Linked DNA regions of Homo sapiens: region 1 is linked to region 2. The links are chromatin loops, found by intact Hi-C in ENCODE. Cell type or tissue: Caco-2. All regions are shown on one strand. Links, peaks and the distances in the headings refer to the core of each region. The heading gives the core; the rest is flanking DNA.

What was found. Hi-C counts contacts between places; a loop is a spot of excess contacts. Peaks named below come from ENCODE experiments on the same cell type or tissue, not always from the same donor. Only the 100,000 strongest peaks of a DNase experiment are listed, where the experiment ranks them.
Region 1: a loop joins it to region 2, with 4 times the contacts of the local background. A loop is called at or near these places in 14 of 110 quality-filtered maps.

Annotation. Positions count from the first base shown.
Region 1 is chr2:235,005,376-235,013,087 of GRCh38, forward strand. All of the region lies in intron 2 of SH3BP4 (SH3 domain binding protein 4), which reads left to right. Among named protein-coding and RNA genes, the nearest start is that of SH3BP4, 57 kb to the left of the region's middle. RefSeq lists enhancers at 1-583, 584-1,173, 2,531-3,167, 6,127-6,703, 6,704-7,279 and 1 more. In Caco-2, for the core only: no CTCF peak of the experiment used is centred there; a DNase peak (open chromatin) is centred at 3,376; H3K4me3 peaks cover 208 bases.
Region 2 is chr2:235,053,946-235,061,657 of GRCh38, forward strand. It overlaps SH3BP4 (SH3 domain binding protein 4), which reads left to right. Exons shown (of 6, transcript NM_014521.3): 6 at 1-1,769. Among named protein-coding and RNA genes, the nearest start is that of SH3BP4, 110 kb to the left of the region's middle. RefSeq lists a silencer at 1,920-2,214. In Caco-2, for the core only: a CTCF peak has its summit at 2,150 (motif pointing left); a DNase peak (open chromatin) is centred at 2,136.

The sequences.
Region 1 (7,712 bases), core at 1,578-5,577, 48 kb before region 2:
CCCTGACTGGGGGTCCCTGTCTCCCCCAGGTTCCAGTGGAGGCTTCCCCCTTCCCCACTTCCCTGGCGTCACTTCCCCCAGGGGTCCCTTCACTGTTGTAAATTGTCCCTTTCCTGTTGGGGCCTTGAGTGATGTCTCAGCCCTACTGAGTGAAGATCTCCAAGGCAGGCCCAGAACCTGCATTTTAACAAATCTTCCCCTGACACCTTGAGCCCCTCAGAGCTGCTGAACCCCCGCCTCCGCCACCCTGCTTAGTTGTTGATCTTGGCTTCCTCGTGTCCAGGCTACAGGCTGACCTCTCTTGTGCTTCTGCCTTTCAGAGCTTCAAAGGAAGCACATGTTTGCTGAACCCTCCCAGGGATCCAGGCTTTGCAGGTTTCACACACATCTTACAAAATGCAGTGGGGGCAGAACGAGAGGAGAGCCAGAGCATGCTGGCTTTGGGAGGGGTGGCCCATTGTAAACAAGCCAGCCCTGGCCGTCCCAGGGTCCCAGGCAGGCTGGCTTGGTTGGGTCTACACACAGCCAAGCACTCTTAGCTCCTGCAATTGGAATCCCGCTCTTGCGTGCCCGCCTGTGTTCCTGGCTGTGGGAGGCGCCAGAGGGAGGTTTTGATCCCTGGGGGAGTAGGAAGCCGGCCCAGCCCCTGCAGCTGTCTGGCCCCAGCCACTAATCCTGGGCAGGAGCCGCCTGTCCTGGCATGGTGCTGGGCTGGCTGGAGTGGAGTGACCTGAGAATGGGGCCTGCTTTGTACCCAGAGCACACGCCGGCCACGGCTTTTACGACCTAGCGAGCAGGACGGGAAAAGGCCAGCAGGTGGGAGATGGGAGTCAGCCTTGGTCTCCTTTGTCTTTGCGGGCTTTGTTCCGCGAGGATTTTTTCTTTCCTGCCCTTTTCCTTTGGGCTGAGCGTGAGTGTGTTCAGAAAATCTCAGAGCGGCCACTTGCTGCCCCAGGGGGTATCATACGCATCATGGGTTTGGTCAAGAGTGGATCCATCAAAAATCTGTGGGGTAGCATTTTTTAGGAAACGAAGCATAGTGCCTTTTATTCCTAATGGATTTTTAGCTGTGATATAAAAGCACTCCCGGAAAGAAGCCAGCGGATGAAGGTCCCGATGGTGCTGGGCTGGCTGCAGGCGGGACCACAGGACTCTCAGAAGCAGAGGGCCTGTGCTCCCAAGGGCCTGTGCTCTCAGGGGCCTGTGCTCTCAGGAGTCTGTGGACTCAGGGGCCCCCCTCGCTCTGCTTTGCCAGGGGCCACCCAGCCTAGATTTCTGCTGGGCCAGCACCCCTTGGGCTCTCCGATGAGACTGGCAAGGCCAAGCATGTGAGGCCTGTTCCCAAATGGAAGCGTCCGTCTGTACTACTGCACGGCTGCCAAGACCCTCCAGCTCTGACCCTCCATCTGGGTTTTGCCTGGGGATTCAAAGAGGGGCTGGGTTAGGGGAGATAAAGGGAGGGGGACTAGGGCAGGACCTCCGTGACAGCAGCAACATGGCTGATGCACCTGGTGTTTAGTGAAGAAGATTGGGGGTGCCACGCCGCATCTGTGTGTCCTTAGACAAGTTCATTCCCCAAATCCATTCCATTTCCTCTACTCATCGGATCTGCTTCAGAGACTTAAACGAGCTGACGGAACATTTAGCACAGGGCCTGGCCACGGGTAAAGGATGTCATCTTCCCCCGGTCAGAATGGAAATGAATTCCATTTCCTAGGGTCGGGTGAGCCCACACCTGTGAAATCAAGTAGAGGGGAGGGAGGGGAGGGAGTGGAGGCAGTTGAGTGGGAGAGTCCAGGTGAGACAGGTGAGTCCCTGCAGGAAGGCAGGAGCAGGAGGCACAGAGGGGAGCTGGTCAGAGATGTCAGAGATGGAGAGATGGCAGGTGGGGTCCAGAGCAGCTCCTCCCTGCTTCCTCCAGGTTGCAGTGGAGACCAAATGGCCTGAAAAGCCCCAGATACTGACTCTCTGATCCTTTACCACAGAGCTTCTCACCTGGGGCGACCTTGCCTCTCCCAGCCCCCCAGGGACACTTGGCAATGTCTGGAGATTTGTGATTGTCACCACGCAGGGAGGAGGGAGGAGGTTCCAACCGGCATGGAGTGGGTAGAGCCTGAGGACGCTGCTGCAGATCGTGCAGTGCCCAGGACAGCCCACACAAAGATGGATCCGGCCCCAAATGTCAGCAGTGATAAGGTGGAGAAATGGTTTTCCAGAGAGTTTGCTGTTTCACCTAGAGAATTGATTGACTGGTTTTGGAGGAAGGAGGAATTTAGGATGAGGGATTTCTGGGCGCTGCCAGTTGCTAAGTGGGGAAGAAGAGACCAGGCGTGCAGTGCTTGAGAGGCTGCGGCCATCCTGAGCCCGGGCTGCGGCCATCCTGAGCCCGTGGGGGCAGTTATGGGTAGTGCTGAGGAGGCAGGGTAGAGACACGGTTTGGCCATCAGCAGAGATGCCCCTAGCCATGCCCAGGGTGGACTCAGGCACCCGAGGAGAATGCGCCAGCGAGGAGACCAGCAGAGCAGGGATGGGCACCGGAGAGGTTGGACGTCAAGGGCAGTCAGGGGAGGAGACCCTCTGAAGGAGGCCAAGAAGGACCAGCCGTTGGGGGTGGAGGATGCCGCGTGAGCTGCACCCCTGTGGGAAAGGGAGAGTCGCAGCTGGGTGGCTTGGAGGTTTCAGAGCTGTCAGGAAAGCTGCCCTGGGACTTGGCCCTCTGTGTGGCCTTCCTCTCCAGACTGGGTGGGAACAGTGTCGTGAGCCATTAGGTGGGATCTGGTGCCCGGAGAGGTGTGGCACAGCTTGAGGGGCCACCGCAGGATGTGTATAAGCTGAAAGGAAGGAGGCCTGTTTGCCACCCTGACCTCCCAGCTCAGCCAGCCTGAAGCCCTGGGTTGGGACAGCCCCTTGGTGGGAGGGAGGCCCTTTGATGCAGCTGGGGCTCTGTGGTCGCCTGGCATGAGCTCTGGGCTGCAGCCTCCCTGCAGGGCCCAGGAGGGCCAGAGAGAAAACGCCAGGAAGAACCAGCCGAGGCCTACTCAGGAACCATGGCGAAATAAAGCAGGAGGCGGAGAACGCTTGAGGTGCTACCTCTTGTACCGCTTCTCCTTGTAGGTGGTTATTTTCTCCTCATTCTCTTTTTGGTACCCTTTGTGTAGAATAATGCTCCTTAGGTACTTTCTAGTTGGAGACAAGAAAGAAGCTTCTCCAAGCTCCCCTTGGTTCTGGCAGTGTCCTCTGGCTCTGGATCACTCTTGGTGCCCTTTCCAAGCACCTCTCCCTACTCGCTGTAAAAACTCCAAGGCAAACAAGCTGTGAATTATCAAAAGGCCACCGGCCTCTGGTGAACTCATTCTCCCGCTAGGAAACCTGTTGGGTAGGTTTTGTTCTATTTTATCTCCACCTGGTATGGGCTTGTAGCAGAGGCCCTACTGAAAAACGGGGTGATTCACACACTTTGCTCATTTATGCTTTGCTTTAAAAAAGAAAGCAATGGGAGCAGCTGGCTGCTGCCTGCCTGTTTTTGTCTGACTGTCCTGTAAGCTCTACCACACCAGCACAACACCGGGGTTCCAGCTGGCTTACAGGGGCTGGGCTGACATTTGCCCAAGGGACAGGTGGACGGACAGCTTGTGTTCTCTGGGATTGTCTAGAAATCAGCTGATTTGCATAAGAATGTTTCCCCATAGCTGAGAGCTTAATGTTCATCACTGACCCATTGGTGAGTTTGTTGAAATAGAGATGGTTCCGGGTAGAATATACTTGCCTCCTAGCACCTGAAGGACTATTACTTGGGATAACCAGGCTTCCCAGAGTGCTCTCTGGGCCCTCCTGCTGCCCAGCTCCCCTCTGAGCTCTGCAGGTGCCATCCGGCCTGCAGTGTGTGTCTGTCTGCCGTGGGCCTCCACTCTGCAAAGGCAGTTGTCCCCTCCACTTCCAAGGAACAAAACTCAGAGGCTCGCTCCAGTATGGTGGGATGGTTGAAAGGACCAAAGTGTCACTGAATGAGCCAGAGATAAGAGGATCTTAAAGGAGAGTTTGGGAGAGGGGCCGTGGTGTGGTGTGCCTGGGACCCTGGAGGACGGAGCTCCTAGGTCATTGTGTCTAAGAGTGCTTTGGGGATTCAGCTCCTTCCGTTGGCCTCCATTATTTCTTGGCTTCTCTGTTGTGTCTCTTCTCTCTCTCCTTGGCCTCTTTCTGCATCTGTGTCTGCTCTTTGCTAGCCGGCCTGCCTTTGGTGGTAACTGTTCTCTGGGGTCTTGCCCTTGACTCTTGCCTCCTTCCCATATCCTTGATCTGGATCTCTCTATGGATCTCTCCCCAAATGTCTATTCCAGATCTAATCAAGATTTACCTCTCACTGCCAGAGCCATGTGTTTGCTCCTCACGTGGGTACCCTATGTTGGCATGTCCAGGAGAAAACCCTCTACCTTCCTTTTTCTCCATGCTGCCCACATTCAGCCTATTTTGGAGATCCCAGCTAAGAGCGTCTTTGTGGTTTCCGCTCGCCACCTCCATGTCACCCCCAGGACCTTCCTCTTGCTCCTGGGAAAGTGTGTTAGTCTCTCCTCTCCTCAAACCTTCCCTGCCGTGGTATAGATGCTCAGTCACCTCCTTCTGGTGAGTGCTGGAGCTTCCTGGAGGGTCTTTTTTCAGGGTTACCTCCTGCTTGTCTACCCTTCGTCCCATCCCCGGGATCCCCCAAACTACTGAGGGTGTATCATCCCCTCCTTGGCAGCCTGACTTGCAGATTAGAGACCCCTCCCCATGGTGCACACGGCCCCTATGGCTCCCACCCCAGGTTTTCTCCATAAACCTTGAGCCAGTATACCTTCATGCACCAGAAATGATGGGTGTTTCTGTGAGCCCCCTTTGCTCTGTCCCTGGGCCCACCCCACTTCATCTCCAGTTGCCTGTCTGAGTCCTGTGGCACTGACCTCCCGTGCTGGGCCCAGCCTGCTTCATGGGGAGGCCCGCAGGGCAAGATGCACACAGTAGGCCCCAGAACTACTCGGTCCAGCTGTTTGGTGGCTGGAAAACCTTGGACAAGAGGCTTGGCTTCTCTGCATCTCGGTTTCCTCATTTGTGAAATAGAGGTCATAATCCTTATCTGTCTCATAGGGCACTTGTGATACACAAATGAATTAACACATTGAAAGCTTTTAGAATGGTGCCTGACACACACCCAGCAGCCAATGAATGTTGCAGGGCATACTGGTTCCCTAGGGCTGCTGTAACACAGTGCCAAGGACTGCGTGCCTTAAAGCAGAAACACATTCTCACAGTCTGGAGGCTGGAGCCTGAAAGCAAGATGTTGGCAGTACTGTGTCTCTCCAAAGACTCTAGGAGAACCCTTCCCCGCTCTCCAAGGACAACCCTTCCTCCCTCTCCTAGGAGAACCCTTCCTCCCTCTCCTAGGAGAAACCTTCCTCCCTCTTCTAGAACCCTTCCTCCCTCTCCTAGGAGAACCCTTCCTCCCTCTCCTAGGAGAAACCTTCCTCCCTCTTCTAGAACCCTTCCTCCCTCTCCTAGGAGAGCCCTTCCTCCCTCTTCTAGGAGAACCCTTTCTCTCTCTCCTAGAACCCTTCTTCCCTCTTCTAGGAGAACCCTTCCTGTCTCTCCTAGAACCCTTCCTCCCTCTCCTGAAACCCTTCCTCCCTCTTCTAGGAGAAACCTTCCTCCCTCTCCTAGGAGAACCCTTCCTCCCTCTTCTAGAACCCTTCCTTACTCTCCTAGGAGAACCCTTCCTCCCTCTCCTAGGAGAACCCTTCCTCCCTCTCCTAGGAGAACCCTTCCTCCCTCTCCTAGGAGAACCCTTCCTCCCTCTCCTAGAACCCTTCCTCTCTCTCCTAGGAGAACCCTTCCTCTCTCTCCTAGCTTCTGGTGGTTTTTGGCAGTCTTCGTTAGCTTAAAGCCACGTTCCTTCAAAAAATATCTGCCTTCATTGTTATGTGGCCCTCTTCTGTCTGTGTCTCTGTACTGGATTTAAATTTCCCTCTTATAAGGACACCAGTGATTGGAGTTAGAGCCCATCCTAATTCCGTATGACCTCATCTTAACTTCGTCACATCTGCAAAGACTGTATTTCCAAATATGGTAAAATGTACAGGTACCAGGAGTTAGGACTTGAACACATCTTTTGGGGTGACTCAGTTCCACCCATAACAGTGGCTCTCGCTGTCTTCCCTGGATCGTAGTCTCTATGATAGCTCTCATCTGTGTCTTTGTCATTTCCGTAAACCTGCTGAGAACAGCGACAGTCTTGCTTTTCTTTGTATTCCTGGCAAAGGCTCAGTACCTGTGTATTTAGTGAATGTCCTTCCTCTCGACTTACATTAAGGAAGACTCCAGTTCTGATAACTCTCTGTTTGTCAGAACATATGCCTGTACCAGCTGGAAATGAGAAGGATATGAGCATAAGAAGTCTTGCTTTTGGGAAGCAGCCCCATTCATATACAAGGAGATGGATGGGAGCCACCCTGAAGCCCTCCTTGCAGTTGATTAGTGTCCGTTGAGCGGTTGCTGCTGCATTCCAGGCTCTGGGTGGGGGATGGGATTCTGAGAGACAGGCATAGCCCTTGCTGACCCGGAGCACACAGCTTGGCTGGAGAGACACACAATTCAATAAGCTGTTACAATAAAGTGATTAGGTCCTATTATAGGGAAAGCATGGGGCTGGTGCCCGCACACTCAGTGTGGATGCAGGGAGCAGCTTATTGGTTTAAACACTCTGGCATCTTCCCTCCAGCTGCTCATGAATGTTACGGGGCGCTGACAGTGGCTCAGGGTACTGGCAGGGACAGCCAGCCCAGAGGAGACACAAGAACGGCAACTGGGATGGGAAGCGCCCTGACCTCGGCAGACCATCCCTGGGGTCCCTGCTGCACACAGCACAGTTCAGTGATTGACAGCCACAGCCAGTGACCCAGCGTCTTCACCCCACAGACAGGTCATTGCTGACCAGGCTCCACTTACACAGGTTGAGAAGGGTGGTGGCTACAAATGTGTCCTGTAACGTTCTATAAATGGGAGCCGAGGGGACGCCTGAGTTGTCTGCCAAGTTTTCTTCCTGGTTGTCATGTTTGGATCATTGTACATCCCACCTAAAGAAAGCACACCCTGTGTCTGAGTGGGGACAATAACCAGCCGCACCGCAAGGGAGGGCTCTTCCTTTTACTGCCGGGTGACCTGTGTGCCTGCAGGCCTGGCCTGACCCCAAGCCTCGCTCATAGTTCCCTCCTTTCACCTGCCTGGCCGGCTGGGCTGCAGTGCCTGCAGGGTGCAACAGCTCTTGCTATCACCCACCTTACTCCTCGGAGTGCATTACGCACATCTAACCCTAAAATGCGTTTCCATCTCGGAGTGCATTACGCACTTCTAACCCCAACATGCATTTCCAACTCATGCCGTGCCATTGTCCCAACTTAGTCCCCACTGTGGTCCAAGGAGCAGGAGGAAGGAGACAGGGATGAGTTTTTAATATTTTACCAAGGATCAGGTGAGAAAGCCAAGGACCACACCAGATGAGTGCACAGGCCTCCAGGAGCAGGGCTGGCCTTTCTGCGCCTAGGCTGTGGGGCTGGAGGCCGGACGCCGAATGTGCACGCTCCCTAAATGCAGATGGTGACACAGCTTTTCTCCCAGGCTGTGGAAATTTCAGCCCACTCACAATAAAAAGAAATGTTTCCAAAACAGCCTTTCTGTTCCCTGGT
Region 2 (7,712 bases), core at 565-4,564:
GCTACACCCATCATGCGCCGCCCTCCTCCATCGAGGGAGAGGCCTGAAGGGACTGCCTACTGCAGCTCGTTGCCAATCACATAGCTTTCTATTTGTTAAGTATAAATTTAAATTTAAAATCACTTTTTTAACGAATGGGGGGAAGGGATCTATGAGAAAGGTGGTATCTAATTTTTTTATGGACCATAAAGGTTTAAAAGAAAATAGGGGCACAGGCTGTTGAGGTTTTTATGTTGTTATAGACCTTTTTAAATTATGTTAGAGATGTATATAGGTATTTAAAGGTCACTGGGAGCGTTTCTGATTCCCGGCCACACTTTGCATTTCAACACTCAGCCCGGAAAGATGCTCGTTCGGTTGTTGGACCTCTTTCACTCCCTGCGTGTAAGAAGGTGAATCACGTGGGAAAAAGTGGCTTTTCAGTAAACGGGTACAGCTCATTCTTTCTGAGAAGGCCCCAGGTCCTGCTCCCTCCTCGGATTTGATTGTCTTCCGTGCTTTGCCTCACTCGTAGTAAATGACCATCCATAGAATATGTGAATCTTTGGTGAGCTTCAGTGGGCAGAGTGAAGTCCCGCATTAGCATTTAGGTGCCCTGAGCTGTTTCTGCCAATAGATTAGAAAGCAGCCATGAGTTGACAGTCTTTAGGGCCCCTGCCAGTGTGCAATTAGTCATTGACAAGAACAATGCCATTTGAGAGTGAGGTGGTCCCTGCTGCTACGAGGCCATTGTACTGTTTTTTCCTTGAGGTCAAAGCAGTGCTTCCCATAGAGTTTGCTGCCTCTTCTGTGGACAGGAAGAAAACTTCATGACCGAATCAGAGCCTTGGTGGCCACTGACTCTCGTGCTTATTGCAGATGCTGTGGTTGGCCTCACAAGCAACGCCTTATGCTGATGTGCAGAGGTGCCAGCTGCCATTTGCCAAACTCTGCATTTCATTTCATCTAAGGCTTAACCCCTCTTCCTTCCTGGTGTACCTGTGTCTCCTCGGAAGGAAGTCATAGTTTAGATGAAACCATTTTTTGTACAATGTAAAGATCATCTGAGCAAGATGAGCATTTTGTAAAAATGAAAATGTGACTCACATAAAATCAGGAACTTGACACAGTGTTGCATTAATAACTTTAGGGTGCAGACATGCTGTGTGAATCTCACAATGCGTCGTAGATGTCGCGTGTTGGAAGGGAGCAGGAGGAAGGACTGATACTGGCAAATCAGTAGAGTGAGGTGATCCTTAGCAACGTGCCAGGACACTTCCTGTGTGCCTGCAGTTGTCAGGGACCATTTGGGATCCCGAATCTCATTCTCTAAAACTGCTTTCTTGAAACATGTTACTTCCTTAGTATAATCAATGTATACTCCCTTACTGGCCTGAAACGTTGTATAGCTACTTATTCAGATACTGAAGACCAACGGACTGAAAAAAAGAACAAACATTAGCTATTTTATGCTGCAAGAACCAGGACACACAATTCGCCAATCATCCCACCATATAACCTTCGATTGTGCTTCTCAACTCCACCCCATAATTTCTCCCAGAGACCATCTATCACCTTTTCCCCAAAGAAGAAACAAAACCAGTTGCACCTTAAACCATGGATATTTTTTCCTCAGGGGCTTTAAATAGTTTCCTATGCAACGTGTCTTGTAGCACAAATAAAATTCTACAAAAGTTGCAGTAAATTTTATTTGGATATTTTAACCTGTTAAGTGTGTGTGTGTTTTCTGTACCCAACCAGACTTTAAATAAAACAAACATGAAACCTAATGTACGTATTTATACATACACCAATGGCTGCCTCCCCAAAATAGTCACCCCTAGATGACAGTAGGACAGCTGGTGTGGCAGGTGTCTATTTTCTTGCTATTCATTTAATTTGCTCTTGAAACACGAGTCACTCAGTCACCACTAACCAAATGGGAATTGGTGTTATACCAGGCACCCAAAGGAAAGCACATCGATGACTTGCTGTTTTCTGGGTCCCATGAATTGGCAACCCCAGTCCCGAAATAGAAAGTTTAGGATGGAGTCATTTCTGTGTGTCAGGTGTCAGCCTTGAAGTGCTGATTGTGGCAAACAAGGGCAGACCGTGCTTTAGGAAGACCGTGTTGTGGGGGAGAAAGGAGTGAAGGACTCCTAATGGAGACCAGCTCCACCTGGAGGTAGGGGGAGGAATGGGGCTAATGGAAATCTTTCTTGGGAACATGACTTTGATGAAAGGCTTGAAGGCTGAGTGGGAGCCAGCTAGACCACCAACAGACCAGCCCTGGGGACCAGTGTGTCGGCAGCATCGACGACACGGTACGTGGGGCAAGGAGAGGCTAAACCCTCCACGTGGCTGGGACTTGTGGAGTGAGCACAAGCCCTCTGTTACCTGGATGCTTTCCACCGCTTGTACCTGTGTTAATTCCACCATGCATCACCTACCAGCTGGGTCCTCATACCCATTTTGCAGTTAAGGACAGGGCTCAATGTGGTCCCATAATTTACACAGCCAATAAGAGAGGCAGGGACCTTAACTCAGGACTGCCGTAACAAAGTGCCCTGCATGGCTAAGGACAACAGAAATGTGTGCTGTCACCGTTTTTGAGGCCAGATGTCTGAAATCAAGGTATCACATGGTCGCTTGTTCTCCATGTCTGTGACTAAATCTCTCTCTAAGGACACCAGTCATAGGATTTAGAGCCCACCCTAATCCATCAAGACCTCATCTTAACTTGATCACACCTATGATGACCCTGTTTCTAAGTAGGGTCACATTCACAGCGGGGTTTAGGACTTGGACACGTCTTTTTGAGAGGCACAATTCACTCACCACCCTGCTCCATGCCTGGCCCTTTGGGCGTAGCCTGCTTGGGAAGAACAGTGCACGAATCAGGTTTAATCTATCTTGGTGCCCTCCGCCCAACACAAAGCAAAGCCAGGGTGGAGGAAGGCAATTCTTAAAAGGAGAAAGCTCTTCTGATGGACTGCCATGTTCCCCCAAGACCCATCCTCTTCCTGAGCCAGCGACTGGGCTGTCTTTCCCCATCTCCCTTGCAGTCAGGTGCGGTCCAGCTAGGAGATGGGAACCAGAATGCTATGGGCCGCCTGCTGTTGAGTCTGGCTCACAGGAACCTTCCAGAAATCCTCCCTTCTTCCAACTGATCAGGAGGAACTCCAAGTCCCTAAAGGTGAGGCAGGGGCAGATAGAAGGACCCCAGATCCCTTAGGGACCCCCAGTAAGCTCTGTTCAGCAAAGTGTCTGTCACACGGTATCTAGAGAGATAAAACTATGATTGGCCACCGAGAAGGTGAGTTAGCTGTTACAGTGGCTGGTGTTGCTTTTAGACCCAGATGATCACTGTAATCCACAAGCTGGCGGGGAATGCAGCTTGTTCTTAACTGGGAAACATCCCTACCACAGCTGGATTATTATTTTTTTAAAATATTATTATTAATTTTATTATTATTCCTATTTTCAGAGAAGGAAACTGAAGCTTAGAACCGTGTTATTCATTGTCGATGGTGCAACCAAGTTAAAGATGCTGTCTTGTTTTTTTTTTTGTTTTTGTTTTTATACTTTAAGTTCTAGGGTACATGTGCACAACGTGCAGGTTTGTTACATATGTATACATGTGCCATGTTGGTGTGCTGCACCCATTAACTTGTCATTTACATTAGGTATATCTCCTAATGCTATCCCTCCCCCCTCCCCCCACTCCACAACAGGCCCCAGTGTGTGATGTTCCCCTTCCTGTGTCCATGTGTTCTCATTGTTCAATTCCCACCTATGAGTGAGAACATGCGATGTTTGGTTTTTTGTCCTTGCAACAGTTTGCTGAGAATGATAGTTTCCAGCTTCATCCATGTCCCTACAAAGGACATGAACTCATCATTTTTTACGGCTGCATAGTATTCCATGGTGTATATGTGCCACATTTTCTTAATCCAGTCTATCATTGTTGGACATTTGGGTTGGTTCCAAGTCTTTGCTATTGTGAATAGTGCTGCAATAAACATACGTGTTCATGTGTCTTTATAGCAGCATGATTTATAATCCTTTGGGTATATACCCAGTAATGGGATGGCTGGGTCAAATGGTATTTCTAGTTCTAGATCCCTGAGGAATCGCCACACTGTCTTCCACAATGCTTGAACTAGTTTACAGTTCCACCAACGGTGTAAAAGTGTTCCTATTTCTCCACATCCTCTCCAGCACCTGTTGTTTCCTGACTTTTTAATGATCACCATTCTAACTGGTGTGAGATGGTCACAGCCAGATTATTTCCAGCAACAAGAACACCCCTTCCACACTATTTTTTCTTGGCCTAAATGTGTTCACAATTGGTCAGTACCAGTCTGAATATAAATGGCTTTTCTCCCTAATACTCCGAGGCCAGGCCAAGCAGTTCAGTTAAACCTCCAGTTTTTCATTGATACTGATTTTGACATTGATGTTGTTGAGAATGATAATTAACATAACATTATGGTATTTGTAGATGTTCTTTAGGACCTCATTCAGGAGAAAAGATTTAGTTAGAAAAGAGTTAGGCTCTGACTTCTCGACGAAAGGAAAATTTTGTCCCTGATTAATTCTTGCCTTGATCTGCACCTGGCCATCTTTCTGTCAAGTCACTTGGGGCATGTGTCAAGTCAGTTATTTTGTAATCCTCCAGCCCCCAGCCCCTCTGAGTATCCATCACCCCACAGTAGTGCCCAAGCTCAGACTCGGTCCTGGGACCTTTCCCCATCAGTGGTCCAGATTCCAGCAACTCATAGGTTTCACAACCATTCCTACTGCCATGACCAGAATTAAGACTTTTTTTTCCTGGATGCTCATCCTCTTTCTTTTTGACCAAGCTACTCCAACACCCTCCCCCTGGTCCTCCCTCCAATTCTGTCCTCCCCTATCCATAGGACAAAGGACTCCTTTCACAGGAGCCCTTCCTGCATCCTTCTGTGTGGTCAACTCTGGGCTCACCCCCTTTGCTATGTCCTCGCACACACGGACTTCCTCCAGCACTCCCTTGACCATCTTTTTGTAAACCTCCCTGTGTTGGTCTAAGCTGTGTCCAGGCTGTGGCACCTTTCCTTCCCCACCTGGCAGAGTCACACACTGAGCTCCTTGAGGACAGTGACCTTGTCTTGGCTCATCTCTGAATCCCAAGAGCCTAGCACAGTCAATACTGGTTTCTTGAAGGAATTGTTCCTATCTCTGCAATAGAAATGCATCTCCAAATAAGATGGCTTTGGCTATTGGACTGAATAGAATGGGCTTCATGCTATGTTTACAACCAATGTAAGAGATGTGCGAAAAGTTGTCCACCAATGAATGCATCAAAACCAGCTTGGATTTTAAGAGGTCAAAGAGGAAGCTTGCAGGGATGGAGCTCAATGAAGTGTATACCAAGAACCATTATATTCCTTAATGAATCATTTTCTGGCATGAGGGAAACATTGTCAGTTTGGTCCATGATTTATGCTGCAATAAAATTTGGCTTTATGTAAAATAGATTGAAATGAGCAACTTAGCTCTTTCTGTGCCATAGGTCAACACCTCTGGCAGTTTGAGAAAGGCTATAAACTCCTCAGTATTATGGAAATACACATAAAAACCCTGAGATCACAGATGAAAGCAATTATGTTTACATACAATTACCAACAATTTTTAGAAATTGTGGTGTAATATATATACTTCTTTATGCATTAAATAACACAATCTAGTAGTTAATCTTACATCCCCCGGAAACTCAAAATAGTGATGAGCATTTAGATACCTGCAAAAGCATTGATGGAAATAAAAATATCAGAGATTTCTATGTTTGGCACATTACGGGAACTCCTAATATTAGAGAGGTTCCTTGCCTAGGTGCATTCTTGAAGGAAGCGCCAATGTTCAGGTTAATGAAAATAAAGATGTAATGTTTTCCCTTTATTAAAGAAAAAAGAGCTTGTCCTAAGGAAACTGAAGTCACCCAGATTTGCTGTACACATTTTTTAAGTGCTTGTATTAGTATTTTCTGCTCCAGGCTAGCAAGAATTGTATTTTTAAAGCTTTGCTTCTCTGATAGAGTTTTCTGCTTCATGAGGGAGAAGGAAAATGTGAAGAAATTAATGGGCTGTGCTTGTGACTTTTTAAGTATCTAGAGTCATCTTTCTTAATTTTCCATTTCAATTGGCTTTTTAAAAAATCTGTGTGCTTATATCATATATATATATATATATATATATTACAACTTTCGATGTAATTTTCATTTTGGGAGGGTGCAGCATACATATTAGTGAGCTACGGGCAGCTTGATGGAGGGTCGACTCACTGCTCGTCAGAGACAGGTCGGCCCATGTCAGTCCTGGGCACACAGAGGGTCCAAGGAACAGCAAGGGAGAAAGAGATGGTTCCTGGGCCTCCAGGAGTTTGTATCCAATGAGGAAGATCAACACACACAAGCAGGCCAGGAGCACTGGGTTCATGCCTGTAATCCCAGCACTTTGGGAGGCAGAGGCAGGCAGACCACTTGAGGTCAGGAGTTCGAGACCAGCCTAGCCAACATGGTGAAACCCCGTCTCTACTAAATACACAAAAACTAGCCAGGCGTGGTGGTGAGTGCCTGTAATCCCAGCTACTCAGGAGGCTGAGACACGAGAATCGCTTGAACCATGGAGGTGGAGGTTGCCACCGTGAGCTGAGATTGCACCACTGTACTCCAGCCTGGGTGACAGAGCAAAAACCCCGTCTCAAAAAAAAAAAAAAAAAAAGAAAGAAAGAAAGAAAAAAAAAAAGACCCAGGAACAAACACCTGAAATTCAAGGGAGATGGCAGCATTGTCATCAGTGGACAGAGAAAGTGCTTGAGGAAGAGGAGAGCGCCTGCTGCTTGATGGAACTTTGGATGCTACTGCGGCTGGGTATGCCAAGGCTGTGAGAAGAGCCTCCCAAGGCAGGTTGGGGTCCTGAGAAGATACAGAAAGGGCAGGGAGAGGTGTTTATTAATTGATAGACACTGATTTTCTATTTGCCAGGCATTGTTCTAGGCCCGGGGTTAGGGTCCCTGTCCCCATGGAGCCCACATGCTAGTGGGGAAATAGGAACAAACTAAATTCATATGATCAGGGAGAGGGAGGTGCTAGGAAGAAAAATCAGTGATGCACTGGCCGGGGCGAGGCTGGAGCAGGGTAGCCTGGAAGGCCTCCCCAGTGAGGTGAAGTCTGGGGAAGAGTGAGCAGCTCAGAGAAGCTGGAGTGTAAGTTGCTTTTAAAAGGGCAAGGGGGGATTAGAGTGGGATGAGCTATGGTTGGATGTGTCTAGAAACACCAGGTGTTAAAAAGTAACGCCCAGTGCAGTGGGATGGAGAGGTGGGTCTTTAAACAGTGATGAGATCAGGAAGGCTGCTGCCTTCGAGAATGCGATTACGGCCCTTAAAAAAAAGACGCTTTGGCCAGGCACGGTGGCTCACACCTATAATCTCAACACTTTGGGAGGCCGAGGCAGGCTGATCATCTGAGGTCAGAAGTTCAAGACCAGCCTGGCCAACATGGTGAAACCCCATCTCTGCTAAAAATACAAAAAATTAGCCAGGCATGGTGGAGCGTGCCTGTAATCCCAGCTACTCCGGAGGCTGCAGCAGGAGAATTGCTTGAACCTGGGAGGCGGAGGTTGCGGTGAGCCAAGATCGTGCCATTGCACTCCAGCCTAGGTGACAAGAGCGAAGCTCCGTCTCAAAAAACAAAC